Regions from separate parts of the Homo sapiens genome. Here regions 2, 3, 4 and 5 are each linked to region 1. The links are chromatin contacts, found by Hi-C or POLR2A ChIA-PET in ENCODE. All regions are on one chromosome and are shown on one strand. The core of a region is the stretch at or near the end of the contact, and the rest is flanking DNA. Distances in the headings are between cores, read along the strand shown. Region 1 holds the start of DCAF5 (DDB1 and CUL4 associated factor 5). Region 2 overlaps ACTN1 (actinin alpha 1). Region 3 overlaps ACTN1 (actinin alpha 1). Region 4 overlaps GALNT16 (polypeptide N-acetylgalactosaminyltransferase 16). Region 5 holds the start of ACTN1 (actinin alpha 1).

Evidence for each region. Hi-C counts contacts between places; a loop is a spot of excess contacts on that map. ChIA-PET counts read pairs that join two places held with the same protein, here RNA polymerase II (POLR2A). Pooled maps may share reads with other maps.
Region 2: a loop to region 1 is called in a pooled map, with 5 times the contacts of the local background. The contact joins the enhancer-like site here to the promoter of DCAF5 in region 1. A Hi-C loop is called at or near these places in 6 of 50 pooled maps. POLR2A ChIA-PET finds 5 or more read pairs at or near these places in 3 of 52 experiments (GM12878, H1 and MCF 10A).
Region 3: a loop to region 1 is called in a pooled map, with 2.1 times the contacts of the local background. The contact joins the enhancer-like site here to the promoter of DCAF5 in region 1. A Hi-C loop is called at or near these places in 2 of 50 pooled maps. POLR2A ChIA-PET finds 5 or more read pairs at or near these places in 4 of 52 experiments (A673, AG04449, HepG2 and 1 more).
Region 4: a pooled map shows a loop between it and region 1 (9-fold over the local background). The contact joins the enhancer-like site here to the promoter of DCAF5 in region 1. A Hi-C loop is called at or near these places in 3 of 168 maps with a recorded cell type or tissue (heart left ventricle and heart right ventricle), 13 of 37 single-sample maps with no recorded cell type and 7 of 50 pooled maps. POLR2A ChIA-PET finds 5 or more read pairs at or near these places in 1 of 52 experiments (activated CD8-positive, alpha-beta memory T cell).
Region 5: a map of PC-9 shows a loop between it and region 1 (4-fold over the local background). The contact joins the promoter of ACTN1 here to the promoter of DCAF5 in region 1. A Hi-C loop is called at or near these places in 7 of 168 maps with a recorded cell type or tissue (CD4-positive, alpha-beta T cell, CD8-positive, alpha-beta T cell, PC-9 and 2 more), 4 of 37 single-sample maps with no recorded cell type and 19 of 50 pooled maps. POLR2A ChIA-PET finds 5 or more read pairs at or near these places in 4 of 52 experiments (Caco-2, HCT116, PC-3 and 1 more).

What each region holds. Positions count from the first base shown.
Region 1 is chr14:69,150,936-69,155,997 of GRCh38, forward strand. DCAF5 (DDB1 and CUL4 associated factor 5) reads right to left here and starts at 2,184. Exons shown (of 9, transcript NM_003861.3): 1 at 1,830-2,184. The coding sequence starts at 2,043. RefSeq lists silencers at 499-958, 1,119-1,168, 1,989-2,628.
Region 2 is chr14:68,909,279-68,914,340 of GRCh38, forward strand. It overlaps ACTN1 (actinin alpha 1), which reads right to left. Exons shown (of 22, transcript NM_001130004.2): 4 at 2,878-2,964; 5 at 677-764; 6 at 40-118. Among named protein-coding and RNA genes, the nearest start is that of ACTN1, 67 kb to the right of the region's middle. RefSeq lists an enhancer at 2,598-2,717. Within about 2 kb of position 2,518, at least 7 of the 41 ENCODE cell types and tissues checked have a DNase peak (open chromatin) inside an H3K27ac peak, as active enhancers do.
Region 3 is chr14:68,939,374-68,944,435 of GRCh38, forward strand. The region is part of intron 1 of ACTN1 (actinin alpha 1); the gene reads right to left. Among named protein-coding and RNA genes, the nearest start is that of ACTN1, 37 kb to the right of the region's middle. RefSeq lists enhancers at 1-636, 2,156-2,946, 2,947-3,736. Within about 2 kb of position 2,601, at least 16 of the 41 ENCODE cell types and tissues checked have a DNase peak (open chromatin) inside an H3K27ac peak, as active enhancers do; they include A673, where a contact is called at or near this core.
Region 4 is chr14:69,352,485-69,357,546 of GRCh38, forward strand. It overlaps GALNT16 (polypeptide N-acetylgalactosaminyltransferase 16), which reads left to right. Exons shown (of 15, transcript NM_001168368.2): 15 at 1-1,982. Among named protein-coding and RNA genes, the nearest start is that of ERH, 43 kb to the right of the region's middle. RefSeq lists enhancers at 1,730-1,829, 1,860-2,359. Within about 2 kb of position 2,052, at least 8 of the 41 ENCODE cell types and tissues checked have a DNase peak (open chromatin) inside an H3K27ac peak, as active enhancers do.
Region 5 is chr14:68,976,318-68,981,379 of GRCh38, forward strand. ACTN1 (actinin alpha 1) reads right to left here and starts at 2,985. Exons shown (of 22, transcript NM_001130004.2): 1 at 2,635-2,985. The coding sequence starts at 2,739. ACTN1-DT (ACTN1 divergent transcript) reads left to right here and starts at 3,365. Exons shown (of 4, transcript NR_073422.1): 1 at 3,365-3,467; 2 at 3,611-3,870. RefSeq lists enhancers at 1,853-2,852, 2,853-3,851 and a silencer at 2,993-3,042.

The DNA of each region.
Region 1 (5,062 bases), core at 934-3,433:
GTGACTACTTACAATTCCGTTAACATGATTAGTTCAGTTGTCTCTAAAAGAGTACCCCCAAACTCCCTCACTCGGTAGGTAAAGTTTACTTGTGTCTGGGAACTTCTCTGTTGTAATACATCGGGAGTTTTATGAATACATAAAAAACAACAGCAGGGAAACTGGGAGCTAGGTCTATAAAGAAGAGGTCTTCCCCCATTTTTGCTCTTCAAATTTATTTGATAAAATTTTATACGGTGCTGTGGGGGAAGGAGGCTTTTGTCTGAAAGATCAGGTTTCTTCAGAGGATGATCTAGGGCCAAAATCTACCTAGTCAAAGAGAAAACGATCTGGGGTACAAAAGTCAAGTCAGTTCTGGACAGACCCCAGAAGGTTTATCATAAAATGATCACAGAAGACCTTTCTCTTTGCTACCCCCAAATTGGACTGTACGCCCCATGTCACTTCCGAAGGTTACTCGCGAAGACGGATGCTTTGCCAAGATCCCAGAAGTTTCTGGCGAGCTGCTCACGGACACAAATTAGAAAGACATTCAGGGACCGACCTGGGTGAAGCTAAGCGCCACGTCCAGCGCTGGGTTCCCCCTTCATCCCTCCCAATATAGGAAAAGGGACAGAAGAGGGCAGCAGCCAAGCAGGAACGCCCAATCAGCCGTCTTCACCCCCCCTCCCCTGAGCCAGGTTTCGGGGAGCCGCCCCCTAGCCCTCACGTAGGCCCATTCCCACCCGCCCCTGCCCTGGGCCCGCGACCCCAGGGAGGAGGGGACGACGGCGGCGAGCGCCCCCACCGGCAGCAGGCGCACCTCCCCAGGGGCAGCTGTCGCCGCGGCCCGCGGGGCCCGGGCCTCCCCGGGAGCAATAGGCTATCGATTCAGCTGCCTGTCGCTAGGAGCCCCGGGAGAGCGAGGCCTACACCGCCCGGCCGGAGCCCCGGCCTCGATTTCGCCACTTTCCCCAAACCAGAGGGAGAGCCCGGGGGCAACCAGGCCCGTCTGGGCGAGAGGGAGGAGAAGCAGAGACCACTTGCAACAGCGGCCGCGGGAAACGGGGTGCGGGGCGCCGGGCTCCCGCCAACAAGTCTCCCGGGGGTCCCCCACCCTACCGCCTGCCTCGCAAGTTGCGCATTCAAGTTCAGGCTGGTGCCCTTTAGCCTCCACAGCCCTCGCCACTCTCGAAACTGTATTAAAAACAAGACGCAGAAGAGGCCACAACCGAACGAAAGGCGATGGTGCTGGGCCTCTAAGAGCGCCGAGGGGGGCGGCCCACAGCGACCCTACCGCCCCAGTCACTTCCCCTCTGCAGACCCCGCCAGCCCCCGGGTCGCAGCCCCCGGCCCCTCGGCGTCCGGGTCTGTCACCGCCCGCTTCCCAGCCCCAAGACCCCTTTTCCTTAACGCCGGCGACGGGGGCTTCAGCTCCCCCTTGCCTCCGGCGCTCCTCGGCCTCCTCACCCTCCACATCCCCAAAATGCCCCCAGCACCTTTTAAAGTACGCGGAGGAAGAGTTTGCCGTCAAACTTTGTAGAGCGGTAACCTCGCCCCCCTCCCCGACCTACACTTTCAGGGCAGGCATCAGGAGAGATCACTTTGCACTTGGGATAAAGCGAATTAAGGAGCTGTCAACCATTTTAGGTCTTTTTTATAGAAGACATCCTCTCCTTCCCCTCCCCCTGCAATGGTTTTAATTTGACACCAAACCTTCCCACCGCAGAAGGGGGTAGAGAAAGGGAGGGGGTGGGGACAGAGGGCAGGAGGAGGGTGACGGGGGAGAGCGAGAGGGGGAGGCTGGGAGGGTGCGGGGAGGCGCGGGGAGGGGAAGGGGGTTGATTTACCTGAGACCAGCCACTGGCCTCCATTGTTGGAGAATTCAATGGCATTGACACAGCCGAAGTGGCCGAGGAGGTCCTTCTTGTAGAGGTTTCTGCAGCCCCGCAGGCGTCTCCTCTGAAAGTCCTGAGTGAGCAGGGGGTCCCCATGCAAGCCCCGCTGGGACAAGAAGCCCACCACTGACCTCATGCTGCCCCCCAGGCCAGCTCTCCTCTTCATGCTGGAACCGCCGCCGCCGCCGCTCGCGCCGCCGCCCCTCCCTCGGCCTCACGCGCGGCCGCTGCTCCCCCCACCCGGCCCTCCCCCCGCGCTGCGATCCGGATGGTTCTTTAACCAGCCATGGCAGGCAGAGCGAGGTGTGCAGACACTCGGCGGCGTTCGCGGCTTCCTGACGGTCCCCTCCCTCTCCTTCCCCCCGAGGCTCCTCCCTCTGCCTCTCCGCCTCCTCCAGCAGCTGATCCTCAGCTGCCGCCGCGCTTCCGCGATGCGCGGCCCTTCCGCCGGCTGCGGGGCCCCGAGAACGCGGCGTCGGCGCCCCTCCCCTCCGCGGGGGGCTGGCCGGAAGAACGCGGGCGGCCGGCCCGGAGACCACGGGCGCCGGCTGCTTTCCCAGTTGAGCCGCTTCCCGCCTGGGGACCTGGGTGGCGCCGGGCGGAGACCCCTCTGCACCCCAGCGCCCCGCACTCCGCGGAGTTGAATGCGCGTAACAATCCGAGTGGCCGCCGGGCTTTGGCTCGCCTTCCTCCCGCGGGGACCCGCGGGCCGGCTGCTGCCCGGAGGCCAGCGCCCGTACGAGTTCGGGGAAAATGCGGCTGGAGTGGGGGAAGGTGCGGGCGGGGGCTCCGGCCCTCCTTCCTCTGCTGGCCTCTGCCTTGGGCAGTCCGGCCCTGCCCGAGGCGGGGGAACCGGGAGGTAGGGCCGCACACTTGGAGGAACGTTGCCTGGGGGTTTTGTTCGCGCACCCGCCCCTTCCCCTCTCCCGGTAAATGTTTAACACCACCGCTCATCCCCAAGTCCAGTTCTCTAACTCTTCCTTCCTCCGGTCCTTTAGTTGAAAAAGGCTAAATTGTTCCGTCTGGCAGATTAGAGTGGTACATGGGGGGAAAGAGAAAGGGATAAAGAAGTAGGAAGAAAATTGCCAAAACCGAGTTGATGAAGTCCCGAGAAGCACGAGGTACTTCTCTCCGTTCCAGATAAATTTGCACGACACAAGAAGCGTGATTTGAAACTAACGATATATGTTATTTAATTGGGTTCGGTGAGCTCCTCTTAAAGGTCTCGAGTGGGGAGCACTGAGGTTGGACAGCTGTTAACCAGCAGCTGCGCTCCAGGCCAGAAGTGGCTGCACTTCAGTAGGATGGGAGTCACCGCGTTGACCCTAGTGGGTGTTAAATGCTTTGGAATTCTACCAGATACAGTTAAAAGTCCCCTTTTCGATGTATTATAGTACTTTTCCTGGAAGCTATCCTCTGTCATTAAGTGGTAATAAGCTACTGAAATAGGCACTTGTCAGTTTTGCCCTTTCAAGTTAGCAGGAATTACATCCTCTGGACCAGAGATGGCACAGGAGCAGTTGAGTAGAATCATCATTGAAAGATGGGCTGTACATCTCTGATCTGGGGAAAATAATAATAATTTTTTTTAAAAAAAAAGATCGGCTGAACATGGAAGAGGTTTACCCGTCAAACAAAATTATTTACTTCTACTTTTTGTTCAGTGACAATACGATTAATCGTACTAATAACAAATATGCAAATGTTTCATATAAAAGTACATATTCTAGCAAACATTACTAAACAGAAACCAAATTCCATCAGAACTTGGGGAAAAGGGCAAAAAATAAATAAATTTTTAAAAGAAAGAAATCAAATTCCAAAAATGTGAATTTTAATGGAATATTGTTCCCCTAAATAGGAAACTATGTGGTACTTAAAAGGTTTTATCCTCAGGATGCCTTCTAATAATCCTTTGTGTTTATTCATTATAATCACCACCTAAAAATTAGTAGCAGTATACCAGCTTTATTAAAGATGTATAGCACCAAACATCCTTCTGTCATTGCAATGTCAAAATGTGTAATTAATCATTTATTTTTGTGATGATATGAGTCTCCCCACTCTGCTGTAAGTTCTCTGAGAGCAGGGACTACGTCTGTTCTGCTCAAGGGTGTATGCCTGGAGCCAGTACTTGCTGGCACTAGTGGCCGCTTTAATACTTGCTGAATTCATGAATGTACTTAGGGAGTGGGGAGGAGTTTGAAGGGAAAGGTCGTGCTTTCCGGTTTGGATATGTTGAGTTTGACCTGTTTCATTCCAGTGGAATCCACTTGTTCCAAGGCCAGTTTCCCTGCTCACTGTTCCTTTGCTTGGCATACTCAGTCCACACATTCAAAACCCCCTCTAACTTCTTCCAGTTAATAGGCCATCATTTATACCTATTTGCCTGGGGTGGGGGAGATTTGTTCGAAGTGGCCTTTACTGTGGCAGTGTATAATACGCATCCTCCTCTGCCCTCTTAAGCACATACCCCCTTTACAGTTTTTACTGAATTCCTGGGAAAATTGTCCCATTTACCTCAGCATAAAAATAGACCAGCATCTGGTCACATGCCAGCCCAAATCTAGGACTTTGCTGGAAACTTCCTTAACTGTTGGGTGACCAACAGTGACAGAAAGGTAGGACCACCTAGTCTGTTTATATCCTACTGCTAGTCTGGCCAGATTTTTATAAGCCTGAATGAAATATCTTCCTATTCCTATAATTAAGAGTTGTCGGATAAAATGGAGGATACCCAATTTGGTATGAATTTCAGATAAACAATGAATGTTTAAGTATACCCCATGAAATATTTGAGATATACTAATATTGTTTATTTGAAACTCGAATTGGGCATCCTGAATTTTTTATTTGCTCAATCTGGCCACCTACTTATAACCAACTTCAAAAGATGAAACTCCATAATATCAATTTGCTTTTACTAGGAATTTAACATAGTCCCTTGTGTCATTTATTGCAAACTAATAATATGGTACATAACTACCTACCACAAACTTTTTTTACCACACCTGTAACAAAATTGCAATACCACAAACATTTAATCAGCTTTGATGACCACATGAGCTTTGTGTTTTTCATATAGGCATTTATAGTGAAAAGGCCAGTGTACTTAGCTTTAAAATAGCAAATGAAATTACTTCTGAGTAAATTGAACCACTGCAGAGAATGTATGGAGGAAGAGG
Region 2 (5,062 bases), core at 1,268-3,767, 240 kb before region 1:
CCAGGGACCCAAAGCGGGTGGTCAGGTGGGCACACATACCTTCCGCAGCTTCCCGTAGTCAATCAGCTCGGGCCGGTGTCGGTGGATCAAAGCACAGAAGCCGAGGCCATCCTTCCAGCTGCCCGGGGAGAGAGAAGAAGGAGCAGGCTGGTAAATGAGGCTGAACAAACGGGCAACCAGGGCAAAGCAGGGGCCTCCTAGACACCAGAGAGATGAACACATAGAGCTTTCTGGGGTAGGAGTTAGAAGACAGGATGGGAAGGGACATTTCTTCCTGCCACAAATCCCAGGCACTAGGGTCAAGACTTTGTGGGGGGGTTGACAAGTTCAGATAAACCTGCCATATCCAGCCCTACCCCCGACCAAGGCCTATGGCCCTAGTCTGCTGTTCCAGAGCCCTGGGCTGGGACTTCCTGGACAATTTCCTTGGGGGCGCTCCCAGTAGCAAAAGCATCAACCAAAGTTATATCAGGCAGCAGCCCCATCTAAGACACTGCAGGGAGAGAGACGGGGGGATTCAGAGCGATGGCGACATCCCCTTCCCAAGGAAAGCTACTTCTTCCCCCAGAGGTCTCCACTTTGTTCTAAAGCTGAGACTGACCCAGCCAAGGGGGTCTGGGAGCTCCCGGGGGAGGCAGCCTGGTTCTGTGAGAGCCCCTCAGACCCCAGCACTCACCTTATGTGGAAGTTCTGGATGTTGACATTTTTGTAAGGGGCTGTCTTTCTCTGACACCACAGGAGCAGCCCTTCCTTGGCTGAAGTCTCTATGGGGAAGGGGATGGGCAGCGAGGTCAGAGGGCTGACTCGGTGGAGGGAGGGATGCCGGCTCACAGGAGGCCCCACTGTGACCCTTTGATGCCAACCCTGCAGCTACTGAAGGAGGAGCCCTGGCCATCAAGTCTATTCCCTTGACAGAGTTTGAGAAGTTATTTGAGAAACAGAAAAAGCAAGCTGGGAAGCTGTTCAGAGCTAGTCGTGTTACACGTGTAAATTTTGAGACAACAGTTTTTCAAACTTCAAGAATTAGCTCCCCCTACTCTCTTTTATTCAAAGAAATGGTAATGATACAAAATAAGTCGGCAACCTCTATCAGGTTGGGGAGGAAGATTTGATCTGGGAAATCTACACATCTAGGGGTCTCCAGACAGGGGAATCCCACAGCCTGAGGGGTGCACACAGCTGAGTGAGAAGAAAGCATTAGGACTCCTAGACAGATTTTGTTTTTAATCTAAAAAATAAGGTTTCCTTATATTTACTGCACGGATCAATACTGCTGCCCTCTGTGTGTGAAGCAGCCACGTGTCTATGAGGTTAGGCAGGCAACTGAGGGGGCTCACGGAGCTCCCAGCACAGAAGAAAGACTGCAAACCACACTACCCCCCTGCTAGGTTTGTGCTGTGTCCCCGCCCAAATCTCATCTTGAATTGTAGCTCCCATAATTCCCACGTGTTGTGGGAGAGAGACGGTGGGAGATGATTGAGTCGTGGGCGTGGTTTCCCCCATACTGTTCTCGTGGTAGTGAATAAGTCTCACGAGGTCTGATGGTTTTCTAAGGGGAAACCCCTTTCACTTGGCTCTCATTCTCTGCCTGCTGCCATGTAAGAGGTCCCTTTGCTCTCCCTTGCTCTTCTGCAATGACTGTGAGGCCTCCCCAGCCATGTGGAACTGTGAGTCCATTAAACCTCTTTTTATTTATAAATTACCCAGTCTCGGGTATGTCCTTACCAGCAGCGTGAAAACGGACTAATACACCCTGTGTTTGTGCCTGTGAATTGGAGGTTAAGGTACTCAGTGGACTGTGTTCATGAATGATCTCATTTATTTTCAACACACAAAATGGACTTTAAAATGACATTCAAGGGTTCCTACAAAGACCATAACCACCTAAGCAAAAGCAGACAATTTAAAAATTGGAAAAGCTAATGCTTCTACTTAGCTTAAGCTCTTCGTCAGCTAAATCACAAGAGTAACACAATGATGACTGCAGAGCTGACAAGAAGTCCACCCAAAAGAATCAAAATCATCAAGAAGGCTATTTGAGAAATGGATTTACATCCACTATCATTAACAAGAACCACACCCCAGGTGACTACTATGACCCTCTTTCCAACCACTTCAACCCTAAATACCAAGTACCCATAAACCGAACTTGGAACTCTACATTGCTGCATCACAGAGTGTCACACCTAGATCTCCATCACAAAGCAATTGAATTGAATCCACGTTGTTTTCATTAAGAAATTCCTTTGATTAAAAATGTTTATGATGTCTATGCCATTAAAACAAATATTTAAAAAATAGTATCTCCATCTCATCTTGTAAAAGTTTGTTTCAGTATGTGTGTTTTATCACAGGCACAACAATACACAAATATTATTATGCAAGATAAATACAGGCATAGCAGACATAAAGCTCAAAAACTGCCCGAGTGTGGAATCAAGCGTAGAGATCACCTCTCCAGACCATGGCGGCCCTTGCAGATCTGTGAAATGGCCACTAGAGGGTGCTAGGGGAGCAAAGTGGAGGACGGGGTTAGCGCCCCTCCTGGTCCTTCCTCCCAGCCGCTATTTCCCCACCCTTTCAGATTAACAACCCAAGAGCCAGGTGGGTTTTCCAATATACTTCCCCATGGCAGCCTTGGGCTTTCCCAAAGTGGGGAGTTTCCCTGAGGCCAACATGCCTATGAGAATCAGAATGGCAAACAGTTCTTTTTTCTACATTGACTGGAGGAGAAGGCTGATGCCCAATAAATGAGCAAGAAGCCCAGGACATGGCCCCTGATCAACGTCCGTTGCCCTGGGTATGGGAGTTCTCCAGGCTAAGCCCAGGGAGGGAGACGAGATGGTGATGGCGGGATGGAACAAAGCAGAAACCCACCTTCCACGGAGATGTCCTGGATGGCAAAGCGCAGGATGATGGTCCAGATCATGCCCAGGGTCATCTTCACATTCCCATCCACGATTTCTACAGAAACAGCAGCAGCACACATCAGAAAGGGCCTCAGCGGGGACAGAATTAACACTCCCTCAGCACCCACAGCACTCCATGCCCCACGCTAGGAATCAAAAGACTCCAGAGCTCTACTTCTAGAGGGAAACAGGATTTTTGCTTGTTTTTGAGACAGGGTTTTCGCTCTGTCACCCAAGCTAGCGTGCAGTGGTGCAATCATGGCTCACTGCAGCCTCCAAATCCTGGGCTCAAGCGATCCTCCCATCTCACCTTCCTGGGTAGCTGGGACTACAGATAGGCCACCACACCCGGCTAATTTTTTCATTTTTTGTAGAGACAGGGTCTTACGATATTGCCCAGGCTGGTCTCAAACTCCTGGGTTCAAACGATCCTCCCACCTTAGCCTCCCAAAGTGCTGGAATTACAGGCATGAGCTACCATGCCTGGCCTGGATGTTTCTTAAAGTTAATGCAATAAACTGTGACAGGTGCTGGAAGAGAAGTCTATTTGGGGCACAAAAAAAGGGTGTAATCAATCCTAGTTGGAGACAGTGGGTACATCAGGGAAGGCCACAGAGAAGGGGGCATTTGAAATCCTGATCTGTGTTCCCAGCCTGATGAAGAGGGGAGGATTTCTAAGCAATCACAAATGTTCTGGCAATTCTGTGAGCTGGGGCTCTCTGGGCAATCACAGCTCTCAAAATAGCCACCCACACGTGGAAAAACAGTGGAATCAAGAGAAAGTCACAAACTTAAAGTTTTGTAAATTGCCATCTTGAACTATCCACTGACTCAATCTCACAATGCCATCAGTTTGGGTATTAAAACAGATGTTTTTTTAAAAAATCAAACAATAGCTTCAAGATCACAGCTAAGAGATAACCCAATATATTTAGTCTAAGCAGCACCTTTTAGAGTTTTAGAATCTACAAGTTCTATGAAGTAGATTTTCTCTTTTTTTCTGTACCAGGCCTAATGGCAGGGAATACAACATAAATAAGCCCTATTTTAAGGAGCCCAATACATGGAGCAATCTATGGTCTTGTGGTTGAACAAGTGATACTCAAATGTAGATTCCACACCCACTCATCACCTGCTTCCAGACCAGGAGATAGTAATCCGGCCCATGGTAAGACACGCTCAGTTAAGAGTAAGGTACCCAAAGAATATCTTTTTTTTTCCTACCTGCAACATTAATTTTAGGGGAGACCCAATAGAACCATGAGAAGGATCAATTTCTAGGCAGTTCTGACCCTACTAGGATTTGCATCCCACAAACCCCTGAAACAAGAGTGGATTTCCATTAAGGATGGTATACTCTAACATCTTAGCCCCTTTCCCAAAAGTGAGGGCAAAACTGTATGCTGTTCCATGACCAGCCGGGTGTAGTCCATGGAGCAGTGCTTGGCCACAGCCACCTCCCAGGGGAGCGGGTAACCTGCTGAGTCTGCATGGGATGCTGAGCAAAGGAACAAGTGTCCACTTTGGACTTGGAATAGGATGTAACCCTTCTTGTAAACAGGGAAGTAAAAATGCCCCTCCCAGAGCCCCAGACACCAGGCGGGGCACAGTCCCACATCCAAATGCTTGGGTTGGAGAGAAACAGAGAGCTGAGCAGCATGCAACCCCTTTTGCTACCAAGCAACACAGCCAGCCAGCATTTTGCAGTCCACATTGTGGGGAGGTAGTACTACTCATCAAGAATCAACTCATAGACCTGGCACAGTGGCTCGAGCCTGTACTCCCAACACTTTGGGAGGCCAAGACAGGTGGATTGCTTGAACCCAGGTGTTCAAGACCAGCCTGGGCAACATGACAAAACCCCATCTCTACAAAAATACAAAAATTAAACAGGCATGGTAGTGCCTGTAGTCCCAGCTACTCAGGCTTAAGTGGGAGGATTGCTTGAGCCAAGGCAGAGGCTGCAGTGAGCTGTGAATCCATCCTGGGCAACAAAGCAAGACCCTCTCTAAAAAAATGAATAAATAAAATAAAAAAGTAAAGGAATCGGCTCATAAATCTTTGATATTTTAAAAAATGCACTTTCATTTGTTATTTCCAATGGTTTAAAGAGTTCATCTCAATTGAAAAGACAATTGAAAAATACTAAACTC
Region 3 (5,062 bases), core at 1,351-3,850, 210 kb before region 1:
GGCCTCCCGGAGCCTTGGTTCTCACATCAGTAAAGACTTCTGTGGGCCAGAATGATGATGGTGAAAATAGTAATAATAAAATAAAGATAAAATGAGCCTGCAGCCCATAAAGTAGTCACGAGGGAGGGCTATGTGAGCTAGTGCAAAGGGCTCAGTCTGCTACCAGACGCAGACCAAGCACTCACTAGATGTTAAAACACAAAAGCACCTAGGAAGACCGAAAGCGGCTTGATTAGTGGTTTCTTAGGGCTGGGAACGGAGGAGTTGGGGGAGGTGATAGCTAAGGGGTACAGAATATCTTTCTAAGGTGATAAAAATGTTCAAAACTGATGGCAAAAATAGCTGCCCATTTATGTGACTATCCTAAAAACCATGAAGTTGTATAAATGGGTTAATTGTATGGGTATGTGAATGACATCTCAATAAAGCTGTTATTTCTCTTTTAAACTAAAATGTTCCAGGACCCCGCTAAGCCTTTTATATCAAGACGTGGTTTTGTTTTTAACCCATTTGGCCCATTGGAAAGAAACCAGGCTCAAAGACAGGCCCTGGACCAGAGCCCTCTCGGGGGACTGATGTAATTGAGCTAGTTCAGCTACTGAACAGTGGCTGGTAAGCCTGCTGAGATGAGGATTACTAAATGGGCGGAGCTGGTCTTCGAAGCAGAGTGGCACCCGCTCCGGGAGGCCAGTGTGAGAACAGCCTCCTCCCCGGTCCTCCGGGGTTACAGTTTGGTCCTGCTGTAACCCCTCCCCCATGTCTGGAGTCTGATTCTGGCCCTTGCAGGTCTGAGAGCACACAGGCCTCAGCAGGCTGTAGCTCCCAGCAGTGGCCAGCACATTCCTTCCCCAAAGAAGGAAAAGCCACCAAAAGTGAGGTCATTTGGTTTTTTTGGCACAGATGCTGAGAGCTCTGGGTCACTCAATTCCATAGAGAACTCCCCCAGCTGACAGGGATTTGGCCCAGCCTGCTACTCATACAATATGGGAACCCGGGGTCTGGCAGACTCTGGCCCCTAACTTGACCCCTCCATGTAGTTGAGGTATGACCCTCAGTCTTCCAGCTTGAAACCTCCATGGTCTTATCTGTGGAATGGGATGATGAAATCCACCCCTCCTGGGGTTGGGCTAAGAATTAAATAGCACAAAACTAGACTTACGGTAGGGGCTCAAAAATTAAATAAGGCTGGCTCTGGTATCTCACACCAGCAATCCCAGCACTTTGGGAGGCTGAGGCAGGAGGATTGCCTGAGGCCAGGAGATCAAGGCCAGCCTGGGCAACATAGCAAGACCCTGTCTCTACTTAAAAAAAAAAAAAAAAAATTAGCTTCTATCCTCTCCCCAGGGTCATTTCTCCTGAATGTGCCTTGTTGACCAGAAACAAGGACCTGCCTAGATTCCAAACCCCTGTGTGGAAGCTCCTCTCCAAAGGTCAAACCACTTATCATTACAAATTTGCAAGAAAGAAAGAGATCCTGCTTGGACAAGGAAGTTTTCCAAGTCTCCTTTCTGTGCCCCTAAAATAATCTCCCAGCAGGAGCTTCTGTCCTGGTCTGTCCCACAGTCCACCCCTGGGTCACCCGGACCCCTCAAAGCACCTCCTTGGGCATAGTGACTGGGAACTCTGACCCCCATGGTGGTTCCGGTCACCAGGCTGTCAGCTGGAGCATCAGTTCTGTCAACTGCTTTTGGGGACTTGGGAGGGGTTCCTGTGGAGGCCCCAGAGGACGAATTACTGCACCTCTTTAAAAGGGGCATGAAGCCCCTGAAGAGCAGCCAGGGTTCAAAGTCTGGGCTCACAGTGACTGGCCCAATGACAAAAGGGGAGAAGCCAGGCAGAAAAAATAGAAAAAAGAACAGCAGGATAATTCAGTGCGGTGGTTCTCAAACTTGAATATGTAAACTTGAACATTTACCAGAATCACCTGGAGGGCTTGTTAAAATACAGATTGCTGGGCCCCACCGCCAGTTTCTGATTCCAAAGTTCTAGGCCGGCAGAGAAACTGCATTTCTAACAAGTATCCAGGTGATGCTGATGCTGCCGGTCCAGAGACCACACTCTGAGGACCAAGGCTTAGTGGCTAAGAACGGATTTGGGCACAGAAGAGCTGGGTTCAATATGGGTCTGCCACTTACTAACCTTGGAACCTAAGCAAGTTCTTGACCTTTCTGAGCCTCAGTTTCCTCATCTGTAAAACAGGGATAATACCTTTCTCAACTGGTTTGGTAAGGAGTTTCAATGAGATAATCTATGCAAAAAGCCCAGCACACCCTAAGTAGTTAATAGTGTCTAGAGTTCATTACTAAAGTACAAGAAAGACAAGAGAAAGGGTGCTCATGGAAAGGCATGAGACAAAAAGAACGACTCCAGGACCCATGGAATTGCCCTTGTCTACTAAACGGTCCCAGGTAGCATCAAGGGATCATGGGGGACACCTTGGCACCCAGTGTGTTCCTTCATCTGGGCTAGCAGGATCCAGCAGGCACTGCACCCCAACCTCTCTGACTCAGTCAAAACTTGATCAATAGGACCTCAGCACTGATCCAGCCCAAACTCCAAGCCAATGCCACAGCGCCACCCACCTCCTCCCTGAGGGACAACCACCCGGCAGCAGCCACATGACTTTGCAAAGGAATTCTCAAAGCTCCAGGAAACCCAAGCCCGCAGGATGCCAGAGATACCAGGGGATGAGGCAACAAGTTCAGCAACTGTGGAAGCATCACAAGCCACCACAAGTCACAGCAGTGATTTGCACCCCCGGGGTGGGACTGGAGCAGACACTCCCAGGGAGCAGAACTTCCTGCAGGAACCTACGCAACAGGCAAAAAACTCTGTCTCTACAAAAAATTTAAAAATGTTAGCCAGGCATGATGGTGCACCCCTATAGTTCCAGCTACCCAGGAGGCTGAGGTGGGAGGATCACCCCAGCCCAGGGAGGTCGAGGCTGCAGTGAGCCATAATCATACCACTGCATTCCAACCTGGGAGACAGTGAGACCCCAGCTCAAAAAAAAAAGAACTTCCTGCAGGGACTGAGGCATTAACGGGCTGTATCTATAAACTGCCACTCCTTACAGAGGAGAGGTTTTCTGCAGAGCATCACCATGATTCTCAACACCACCCAGGAGGAAGTTTCTGGTTCCAAGAGAGCTGACTGGAGGAGGGGAGCAGTCTTGGCACTTGGAGGAGAGTTCCTCTTCAGCTGCAGCTCAAAACTAAAATGCATCTCTTTACACCTAATAGACAGGCAAACAATTAGAAAGTTGATTACGCCGAATGTTGGTGGGGTTGAGGGATCCGGAAGCCCTCGTGCCCGGCTGGTGGAGAGTAGACTGTACAGCCATTTTAGGGGGTAACTCAGCAGCGTATCAGGAAATTCCCTGCAACCCAGCAATTCCCTGCTCAATGCAATCCTCACACAGCTGCACTGGGATGTATGGGAGAATGTTCATCGTTGCCTCATTTGTGTCAGCAGGAGAGCAGCTGGGGACAATCTGCATATCCATCACAGGAGATTGTAGGATAAAATGTGACGGACACACAGAGGCCTTGCATGGCCCCGAGATGACACTGGGCCATGACGGAGGAGCCTAACGACCTCAATTCTCTTCACCTGAGGTTCCGCAACACAAAGTTTCTTCTCCCAAAACACAAACACACAGATCAGCACATTAAAAAGCAGCACAGAAACCCTCACCCAGGCCCAGGACAATGTGACCCAGTGCCATCACTGCCTTCCTGGCCTGTCCACTAGGCCGGCGGTGGTCTGGGGTGTCAACAGCTCAGCAGGCTGAGCAGCTCGCCAACACCTTGGTATGGCCAGCCCGGTTTGAGGGACAGGGCGGCAAGGTATCAGCAAGCAGGGAGCAGCAAGCTGAGGAACAGGAATGTGTCTGTGGGAACTTCCATTTCCAGAAGCGTGGGAAGAAGGGCAGCTGCAAGCAGATCTGTCCACCTCTGCTGAGAAGCCCAGGGACCTCTGGGTAGTGCAGGGCAGGACGGGACAAGGGGCTTCCGCCTGTGGTCAGTGTATTCACAGTCCTCTTCAAAGATCAGAGAGATCCACGCCTGCTGTTGCCCACCAGCACCGGGGCTCCTAGGCTTCACTTCAGACACTGCAGCAAGGGCAGCCCTGGGGTGCTTTCGGCTCCCCAGCCCCCTCCCCCCAACCTTGAAAGGAAAGATCAGCGTTCCATCCTCAGTTTCAAGATGGGGACACTGATGGCAACGTGGACTTCAGGGAGCCCCAAGGGGAGGTGAGGGAAGGAGAGGGAATCATATCCTAGGGTTGCTCAAAGATGTTGGCTACCATTATAACCCTCAGTGAGTGCTCACTCACTGTTATCATCACCCACGAGGCATGCGCCATCTCAGCAAGTCCACTCAACAATTCTAGGTTAAAGGAACAAAGGAACAGGACACCAAGGGCCAGTTCCCCACAGTCACACAGCTGGCAAGAGGCAGAACTGAGGTGTGAACTAGGTCGGTCAAAGCCTGAGCCTGCTCCACTCTGCTGGGAGGCTAAACTCTTCCAGGCCAGCCTTCAGACTCCGTTCAGGCTGGGGAATGATGGGGACTCATCCAGCTCTGCCCACCAGCCTGCACCAGTCCCTGCTCAGTCTCAAGCCACACGGGCACCCACTCAGCTGTGCCCAGGCAGTCCCTGAGCCCAGTGGACTGGGGAGGAGAGCCACAGGGCAGCCCAGGACACTTCAACGCTTAAAGCCAGCCACGAGAGGAGGCTGTGGACCTGCTGGCCCCCTGGGGATGCAGAATGGGCCAGCAGGTTTTTCTTCCAGGTCTCAGTTTTAGGGAGATGGAAAGAGGGTTTGAATTCTGTCTTGGGTTTCTGAACACAAAGGCCATTGAGAAAGACCGATGAATAATTAAAGGGGCCACCAAGCCGATGATGTGTGCCAGAGTGTGGGCAACTGGCTTGCTAGGGCTTGGACTGGCCCGATGTTGGCAGCCTCCCTCACGCAGGCCACTGCAGATTCTACAGACTCGCCCAGGCTCCAGGCCTCCCCTGCCAGACAGCTGCAGCCAGATTCATTCATTCCTTC
Region 4 (5,062 bases), core at 802-3,301, 200 kb after region 1:
AATAGTGTGTGGTCTCTCCCTTGTTGCCCGGAGAAAGCAAGGACAGAAGCCCACACAGGGGTCTTTTGGGTCATGAGGCCCAGCTGTGCAGGCAGGCAGGGCCAGGGGAAATTGGGCAGCATGGATGGAGAGGCTGAAGGCTGGGAAGAGGGAAGGGGAGAGGGGCAGCCTGCAGGGGTAGCTGAAGAACAGGAAGGAGGTGAGAAGCCCGGTGACCTGTCAGAGATGCCAAGCCCAGGGTGGCACTGGGTTGGGTGGGGACGGATGGTGTCTTGGCAGCAAAGGATGGGTAATTTGCAAATGAACATGGATAGAAGAGCAGCAAAGCACCAAAAGAACAAGGTCTCTTACCCAGGACACAGTCCCTTCCACACTTTACCAGCCCCAGGGTCTGAGCCCGACGCTGCCTCTTCCGGTCCTGTGCCTGTGGGTGCCCACATTCTTAGCAAGAGGCTGCAGAGGGATCTTTAGGGGAAGATTCGGGCGTAGTTTATTAAACAGACTCCACTTCTATTTGGCCATGTGTCAGGCTGAGACCTCTCTCTCGGGCATTAATGAACAGCTAGTGCCCTGTCCCTGCCGCCAGGACCCACTGAAAGGACGGGTAGCCACACACATCCCTGAGTAGTCCCAGCCTCATTTGTCATTTTTGACTCCTGCTTTCTCAAAGGTTTTTGCCTCTGTCAATACAGCATCATGGGTGGTTGGAAAGAAGGGAACTTCCCTTCTGGACCAAGAACAGCCCCTAAGTCATTAGGGTTCAACCTCACCCTTATTCCCCTCCCCGCTACAGGAGCCCCTAAGTCATTAGGGCTCAACCTCACCCTTATTCCCCTCCCTACTACAGGAGGGATTTTCTTGAAGGGTCAGCTATTGCACTGTGCTGGGAGGCTGGCTGTGGCTCCTGTTTGTGAAGAGAACTCCCAGTTCCTTTTCACAGCCGCTGAGAACACATCCACACATCTACCCCACGGCCTTGTCTTGGAACTGCTCCTGCTATCCCCACACCCTGCTTCCTCACCCCACTGGCTCTTGGGCAAATGACTGTTGGTACCAGGACCCTGGGGGTCTCCCCTACAAAGCAGACCAGCCTGGGGCAGATATACCTACCACAGGAGCCCCCTGTCTTTCATAGGCCAAGGATCCACATACCCATAGAGTTCATGGATTCTAGAGGGTCTAGGAATCTCTTGAAATTGTCCCTAAAATACTGCATGTGTGTGCATACATGCATTTTCCTGGGGAAAAAGTCCATGGCTTCTAAAAGAGGTCCCTGATCCCCAAAGGGCCTGAACCTCTGCTCTGGATTGAAGCCACTGTCTGCCCAAGCTGCCACCCCCTAATCTTCCTCCCTGGCGTGCTCAAACTGCCATCGCCTGCTCCCTCCACACGGCCCTTGGGGTCAGCAGCCAAGTGTCTGTGGTCCGCAGCACCTGCTCTGGAGGGCTCTCCAGCAGTTTCGCCTCCTGACTCTCACCAGCGTCCTCTCGGCAGCACTCCCGTGCCCAAGTGCACCCCTCTGGACTTGCCAGCGCAGGCCCCTTCGCTCCCAGGGCCATGCTTTGCCTGTCCTCTGTCGTGATGTTTCTTCCGCAGCCAGGTGCAGCCTCAGATCCCCTGTTCATCTGGGAAGCCTCCTGCCACAGCTTAGGACAGAACTGGGCCCAGGGCAAAGGCCTCTCCCCAGAGGATGGACTAGAAGGCCTGGGCCACACTCGGGCATGGACCTTTGGGGCTGGGGAGCCGGGGCTGCGCCTGTTGAATGTAAGAGGACTGCTGACCAGAGGGCCTTCAAGAGGGTCTCTCTGTCCTTTGCTGTGGTCAGATCAGGCTCTGCACTTATCAGCCGGTCCTTTGTGGCAACGCAGCCCTGTTCTGTTTTTGCTTTTCCTCTTCTTGACCAAAGCATGTGCCACTAGCTGTCCTTGAGGACCTCGTCTTTATGAAACACACACCTGGAATAAAACCACTTCTTACATGTCCACATGCACCAGCGCCTTCCTTTCTGCCTCCAGGCCTAGCCCTTCAGCACACCCTCCCCCGCCTCGTGGGGAAAGTCCGGGCCTCCTTTCTGTAAAAGTGAAACTGAACATGCTCAAGTCTAGCCCTGTCCTGCACCTGGTAGCTTGCTCGTCGGCCTCCATGCCCTGTGGTGCCCCAGGAACTCCTGACTGCTCTGGTGGGGGCCAACAGGTGGCCCTACTGCAAGGGCAGGCCTTGGACCAAAACCAGGAATCAGCACAGGTCAGGTGGAGCCCAGGCTCCTGTGGCCTCATTATGGGATTCTACTTGGGGCTTAGAAATGGAAAGCAAATTGCTTCTCCAAATAGGTATTGCCCTGCCGCCGTGCTTGCCTTTAGCCAGCCCTCTCTCCTTCCCTGTGAGCCAGGCCTGTCCCCTCGGAGCTGCCCTCCCCTGCTCTACCACACAAGAAGGCAGTGGTACAAATTCAGGCAGGACATACTTCCTGGGTAAAAACAGCAAAATAATTCTGAAAAGAGTCTTACCAGACCAGCTTTGCTTGATTGGGTAGCAGATGCTCTGCCTAATGTTCCCATGGAAACCAATGGAAAACCCCCACCATGTCTGTGATCAGAAGCTGAACCTACCCAGGTAAAAATAAACGCTGCTTCAACATACATATGAACTGCAGCTGGCAGGCCAGCACACCACTAGCCTCTCCTGGACGCAACCATTTCTGCCCTCAGCCCCACTTTGCCGTGGGGCTGCTGATCTGGAGTTACCCAGAACTTCTGACCCCTGGGCCTGAGGAGCCTGGAGCAAAGCCCTAGCTGGCTGCAGAGAATACACCTTGGCTACAATGTCCAGCTTGGTCTGGGCTTAGGAGCAAGTCACTGTAAAAGACCTTGGCTGCAGCCTCCATTCCCCCATCCACCCCTCCGTCCTCTCAGGGAGCACAGCCCACCACCCACCGCCTACTCAGGGCTCCCTCCTGGCGCGCTGAGCCCCATTTCCACTCTCCATCTATTTTCACCCTCAGCCTTGGAGGGCTCTGGTGCTTGCTTCTCCTGAGTCAGGCTCTCTCCTCTTGCTTGCTCTCCTCCAAACCTACCTCTCCCAAAGCCCATTTTCTGTGCCACCCAGTTTTTTCCCTAGGAGATAAGGCTGTCAGCCTTTAGCCAGGCCCTGGAGGAATCAGCAAAAGCCCCAGGCTGGGTATTAACAGTTACGTCACTGGCAGGAGAGTCCCCCGAAAGCCTATGGGCAGGGCAGCAGAAGGGACTTCTGCACCAGGGCCAGACTCCCATTTGTACAGCAGGGAGCTGTTCCTGAGGATCCCTGGGCCTCTGTGACTTGGCTTCAGTTTTTACAAGGGCTGTTCCCCCTGGCCCCTCAGGAAGGCTGTCTCCATCTGCAGTTGGGAGAAATAACCTGGACAATATGACTGTCGTCCCAGGGTTCCAGCACCCCAAGGCCTGCGGGGGATGTCTCCCAGCACTGCATGGGGTGTGGTCCTTCTCCCACCAGGGAACAGGAAAGGAAACCTGGAAGGGAAAGGCTGGCATTTATAACGTCTGTAATTTCATTGCCAACAATGTTCTCAGTGTGTTTGGTATTTGTGTGTCCCTGTGATGGTCTGAGTCAGTGCTCCTCCAGAAGGAGGGGGCAACCCAGCCAGCTTCTCTAATGGGAAGAGGTCTTCACTGCCAGGCACTTAGGAAAGACCTGGAGATGGATCAGGGGAGGGCCTACTCTCCTGGGCTTGCAGCTGGGCTGTCTGAGTAGCCGACCTGGACTGAGGCTCCAGAGCCATCTGAGGACAATTTCTCCTGCTTAATTCAGCCCTGTGAAGCGTGGAGAAGAGTGTACTAGGGGTGCGGACTCTTGGGTCTTTAAGACCCATTCAAGCCAGGCGCAGTGGCTCACACCTGTAATCCCAAATATTCAGGAGGCTGAATTGGGAGGGTCCTTTGAACCCAGGGGAGTTCGAGACCAGCCTGGGCAACATAGCGAGACCCTATCTCTATAAATAAAAATTCAAATCAACTTCAAAAAATACCCATTCAGCTGGATCCCTCACTACTCTGCCATTTGCCAGCTGTGAGCTCTTTTTTTTTTTTTTTTTTTGAGACAGAGTGTTGCTCTGTCACCCAGGCTGGAGAGCAGTGGCATGATCTCCACTTACTGCAAGCTCTGCCTCCTGGGTTCACGCCATTCTCCTGCCTCAGCCTCCCGAGTAGCTGGGACTACAGGCGCCCACCACCATGCCCAGCTAATTTTTTTTGTATTTTTAGTAGAGACAGGGTTTCACCGTGTTACCCAGGATGGTCTCCATCTCCTGACCTCGTGATCCACCCGCCTCGGCCTCCCAAAGTGCTGGGATTACAGGCGTGAGCCACTGCGCCTGACTGAGCTCTTGAATAAGTTATTTCATCTCTCAGCCTTGATTTCTTTACCTGTTAAATGGGGTACTCATAGCCGTAAAGGATTTTTTTGTGAAGCCTGATCGCAAAGCATCTGGCCCTTTCCAAATGCTTAATCAATATGTCATTACTATTATTAATAAACATTTTCTGAGTGCCTGCTACATGCCAAACACTTTGCTAGGGGTGATGACACAAATGTAAACAAGACAGAAACGGTCCCTGCCCTCGAGAACAAATATTCTAGCAGAGGAGATGGACCAATCAGCAGCAACTGTGATACCACATGATAAAAGCTACAGGGGAAGGCAGGAGCTATGGGAGCAAGGAGAGGGAGCTCTCACCCAGAGCGTCAGTGAGTTGGTGCTCTCTCTCCAGAAGATGATGCTTCCAGGACAGCTTGAAATGACATTCCAGGCAATGCCTGCCTCAGGCTGGATAAAGGTTGGACTGGATAAGGTCTGGTGAAGTCCACTGGCCACACTAGCAGAGATGGCAATTCAGCTGGTACCTTGCTGGGTGGCCTGGGCTTTTTACCCTGCAGGCAGCATTGTGGTGACGTAGACCAGCCTGTTACAACAGGAGAATTCTAGAAGGAAGCTGTGGGAGCCATTTCAACCCCAACAGACACAGCCTGTGCTTCTTGAGCTAGGGACCATTCCTCCAGGGCTCGGTAT
Region 5 (5,062 bases), core at 1,735-4,234, 170 kb before region 1:
CCACTTGTGGACTCTGGTCCCACACAAACCCCGCCTCCCAGTCAGTAGAAAGAGTGTCAAAAGCAACACGTTTACCTTACGTCTTATCCCTCACCTGTAATACCACCTCCTTAATATCACCCTACTGAGAACTAGGCAGGCCAGAAATTCTGCAGACTGAGGCCCACGAAAGATAATCTAGAGAATTAACAGGAAACAAACAAACAAAAAATGTGGATCTGAATCTTCAGAGTCAGGCCCAGAGCTCCTTCTGCCATGGCCCCTCCATCAACCCCGCCCAAAGCACGTGTCGGCTCTCCTGGTTCCCAGATGCTCTGGCTCTGGCTGCGAGGCCCAGCTTTCCTGCCTCCCTTGCCAAGGAGGGACAAGTGAGGGGAAGCTGCCAGTCCCAAACATGGCTGCATCCCAGCCCCACCAAACACAGTCTGGACTTGGAGCTGGTTACTTCCCCTCTCTGGCCCTGGTTTCCTAGTCCTTGTTCGTGCCTGGCACATATCAGCAAATGCCAGTTCTTGGCACTGTTGAGTTTGCCTCCAGGATAACCCAGTTTCCCAGACCACCTCTTCCTACCTGGCTGCCCAAAGGCCTGGGGCACACCCACTGCCACCCAGGTCAGAGCCCTGGGAATCTATATTCTTCTCCCCACTGCGTTTAATATATTCATTCATTCAGAAATATTAAATACGATGTTCAGGCCGGTGCTCAGTGTCTGTCCCCTAGGAACTTGGTCTCACAGTCCTTTCAGGGGCCTAGTTCCTAGGCAGCTCTGTTACTCCTGCCCCTCCCAGGCACAAAGCAGGTGCTCCCTAAGCAGGGATTTCTCCTTCGATTCTAACCCCCAGGGAAGACCCCAATCCACCACCCTAATCTCACTTCTAATTTAAAATCCATTCTCAAGAAGGCTTCACCCTGAAATTATTAAAGAGCCTTCTGCCTGGTGCCCCATAGGGATCTCCAAATTACTCACTCACTTTTCAGTTCCACCCACAGCACCCATGGTCCCAGGAAATAAGCCAAGTGAGTGGGGGACTGTCTGCAGCCCCCAGTCTTCAGCTCTTACTAGGAAGATGACAGGAAGAGGGGGAGTTTAAGCAACTGGCACATTACAAAGAAGTCAGTTCGAAGTCAGGGGACCTTCCCATGTCCGATGTAGATGACCGATGTCGCTGTATAGGGCCCAGCCCTGCATAGGCCTTGGGCACCGCGGCCCAGGTCATCCTGCTTTGAGGAAGCCCATTGTGTGTGTTTTAGATTACCTCTGCCTGTCTGATGAAGTGAGTAAAAGGGCTCCGTTTCAGGGCCTAGGATTCCTGAGTGAGCTAATACAGGATGCCTTTGGCTGAAAAAAAAAACTTCAGTCGGCTCTATAAACTACCCCCCTTTTAAGTTTAAAAAAGGGAATGAATGTTACCATTTTTGGACATGAGCGTTCTCCCTCAAGCCCAGCCCTAACCGCACTATCCAAAGGGACGCGCCATCCTGTCCCCCCCCCACCCAAAACCCCATTCCCAGATCAGCCTGGGGGTGGGGAGGGTATGAAACGGGGAGGGACCGGATGGAAGTGGGCAGCCGGGAGGAGGGGGAGGGAAAGGGGTATTCAGGGTACGTGGCCGCCTGGGGGCACAGGCTCACCGCGCAGGCAGGAAGCAGCGGTAGGGTTGAGGCGCCCTCCCCCCACCACCACGAGTGGTTTCTGACCTCTTCCTGCCACTGGCCACTGTGCCCGGGTCCCATCGCCAGCTCCGAGCCCAGCTCCCGTGGCGGGGCGCGCACCCGGCACACCGCGCCTGCCTGGGATGCAGCTCCGTGGCTAAGTAGGGATCCCCAGTGACTGGCCCCAAATATCCCCTAAGACTGACCCTCGTTCTGCAGCCCCTCAACTCGAACCGAGCTGCCCACCTTTCCCGGGGGTCGGAGGGGCAGGACGTAGCGCAAGCCCATGTCGGGGTTACAGCTTCCAACCCACTGAGTTAAGCAATAAAACGGTCTGCTGTCCTGACCCCGCCCCCACAGGGCCCGCGGGGGAGCCCGCGTACGCCCCCCAGTTTTCTCGTCCCCAGCCGCACTCCAGCTGGTCCTTCTCCAGGCAGATCCGGAGGCGGCCGCCGATCTCTCCGGCGCTCTCCCCTCCGCCTAAGGGGCAGCAGGGTCCCGGGAGGCCCGCCGCTCAGGTTGAACCCAGGGCGGCCCAGGAAGCGGCGCTGCCACCGCACGCCATATGGAGAGGTGGCCAGGGGCGGAAGAAAAGGGAAAATCGATCCGGAGCAAGCAGCCCCGAGCCGGGGTCTCAGCCCCAGCCTGAAGACCACCGCCCCCGAGCACAGCCCACGCGGGGATGGTTGCAACAGCCGCAGGGTGGCCTGGACCACGGACCCCCAAGGAGACCTGCCCGCCAGCGGCGCCACCTCCCCGCGCTCCGGCCCGGCGTTCCCGGGCTCCGGGGCAGGGGCGCTCCCGCTTCCGCCAGGCGCCTGTAACCCAACACCCCACCTCGCAACGGCCGCACCGCCCCCGCCCCCTCCCGTGCGCGCCCGGAACCGGTTCAGAGCCCGGAGCCGAGAGCCCGGCAGGCAGAGCGGGTCGGGGCTGGGGGCTGGGGGCTGGGGGCTGCAGCGGGCGGGGGCGGCTGCTAACCTTTCTCTGCTGCTTCTCCCAGGCCGGGTCCAGGAGCAGGTCCCGGTCCCAGTCCTCTTCTGGCTGCATGTAATCGTTGGTTTGCTGAGAATCATAATGGTCCATGATGGTGCGCGCGTGCTAGGGTCTGGATTTCTTCCTCCACCTTCTCTCTGAGCAACGGCTGCTGCCCTGGCGTGGGGAGGGAGTAGGGCTGGGCTGGGCTGGGCTGGCGGGGCCGGGCTCGCTCCCCTGCGCCCGGTTCCGCCGCGGCGCTGCTGGCGAAGGCTGCTACTGGCGGCGACAGCGGCGGCTGGGCTCGCGGACTGCCTGCCTCTGGGCGGGCGCTTGGACCTAATCTCCACGCACACTGAACTAGGCGGACACACTAGCGCTGCGGGAGCCGAGGCGGGCGGGGGCGGGGGGAAGGGGCAGAGCCCTCCCGAGGCTCTCCATTGGCCAGGCCGAGTTGCCCAAACTTCCCCCCATCGCCTCTCATTGGGAATTCCTGGCATCCGTCAGCCGGGCTGCGGCGCATATAGGTGGACTGGGCGGCCCCCTCCCGGCGCGCACACCCCCGCCCACTCCCGCGGTGCCCGTTCCCCCGCGGCTCATGTGACGCCAGCTTAAGCTGAACGGGACCGAAGCCGGGAGACGCCTCCCCGAGCTCGGGGACTGAGTGGCAGCGCGCTTGGGAACCCCAGGAGCCGCCGGGATTGGACCCGTTCCCCGCCACCGTTATTGCGCTCCCACGCGCGCTCCAAACCCCGGGGTGGGAGGGGGCTGGAGAAAGGACGCGAGGAAACCCGAAGAACATTCATTTTCTCTTTCCCAGGGAACCTGGGTCTGGGCAGGTCGGCACCCTAGGAAAGGGGGCGGAGTGGGGCAATGGAAAGGAATTTCTTGGGAATTTCACGACTCCACCGCCGCCCCCCCCGGCCCCGCCCCACCCCACCCCACCCTACAAGGCGCGACCCGGCTGATCCCTGCCCTGCAGGAACCCGGTTTCTCGCCAGCGAACTGCTCTCAGAGGCTACCGAGCGTTCCCGCCTCGCCGCAGGAACTCTTCTAGCTCGCCCTCGGGCTCTGGGGACCGCTCCACAGCGGGGCCTCCCGGAATTCCCTGCCGGTCTCCGCGGGCACACTTGGCTGGCTGCTGCGACCAAAACTACCTTCGCGTGGCAGGGTCCTCCCTCCTCCTCACAGACACCCCGACATCACCCTCAAAACTGGAAGGGACAACCCCGAGTGATCTAGGTAAATCTACTCCGTACCCCCCTCCCACATACACACGCCTGACAGATGGGGAAACTGAGGCTCAAAGAGCCGAGCGCGGAAAGAGCTTCTGGACTTCACAGGCCAATCCGGTAACCTTATGCCTGACAAACAAAACCTTATTGTCATTGGAGGAGGATGGAGGGCGGGAGTGACTAAATAGCTCTAACTTCTGCTTGCCACCTGCCAGGACTCCTTTCCCTGGGCTTAGTAAGAGGAGAGTCTAAACGCGCTAATGCCCGGGAAGGAGCAGGCCTCGCGTTCTGGCAGGCTCCTCTATGGGATCCCGGTTCCGAAGAACAGTAGCAAATAAACCTCTCCTAGGTTATGCACTGTCTTGTGAACAACAGATGTGCCAGTCTTCCACCCCAGCACCCAGCACATAGTAGAGCTTAATTTATGGATTTGAGGCTGGCCACGGTGGCGGTGGCTCACACCTGTAATCCCAGCACTTTGAGAGGCTGAGGCGGGCAGATCGCTTGAGCCCAGGAGTTGGAGACCAGCCTGGCCAACGTGGCAAAACCCCGTCCTTACTAAAAATACAAAAATCAGCCGGGCATGGTGGTACACGCCTGTAGTCCCAGCTACTTGGGAAGCTGAGGCGGGAGACTCCCTTGAGCCTGGGAGGTCGAGGTTGCAGTGAGGTGCATTTTCACCATTGCACTCCGGCCTGGGTGACAAAACAAGACTGTCTCAAAATATATACATACATATATGCATTTGGCCCTTTATATCCACAGGCTTCAGAACCCGCAGATACCCAGGCTGACTGTGAGGGACTTGAGCATCCTCAGATTTTGGTATCCATGGGGATGCTGAAACCAATACCCTGCCAATACTAAGGGAGGACTGTATTTGTAGGATGAATGGCTGCATCAACTGCAAAAATTTAAATTTAAATTTAAATTTAAAATGCAAATATGTCAATTCAGAAGTGAGTGAAGGAGTTAGAAGAAGAAGTTCACTGACAGGAAGGGCCCTGAATTATGGGCTGGATTTTGTCCTCTACCTTCTCTCCAGGCGATGGTGGATACCTGAAAGCCACCCATGGAAAAGGTGAAGAAAGTGCCCCCTGGTTCTCAGAAGAGCCACTGCTGCTGTTGTGAGCAGATATCGGATGGTGTCTCTGGCTGCATCATTCGTCAACCACACATATTCATATGAGTGTTACCCT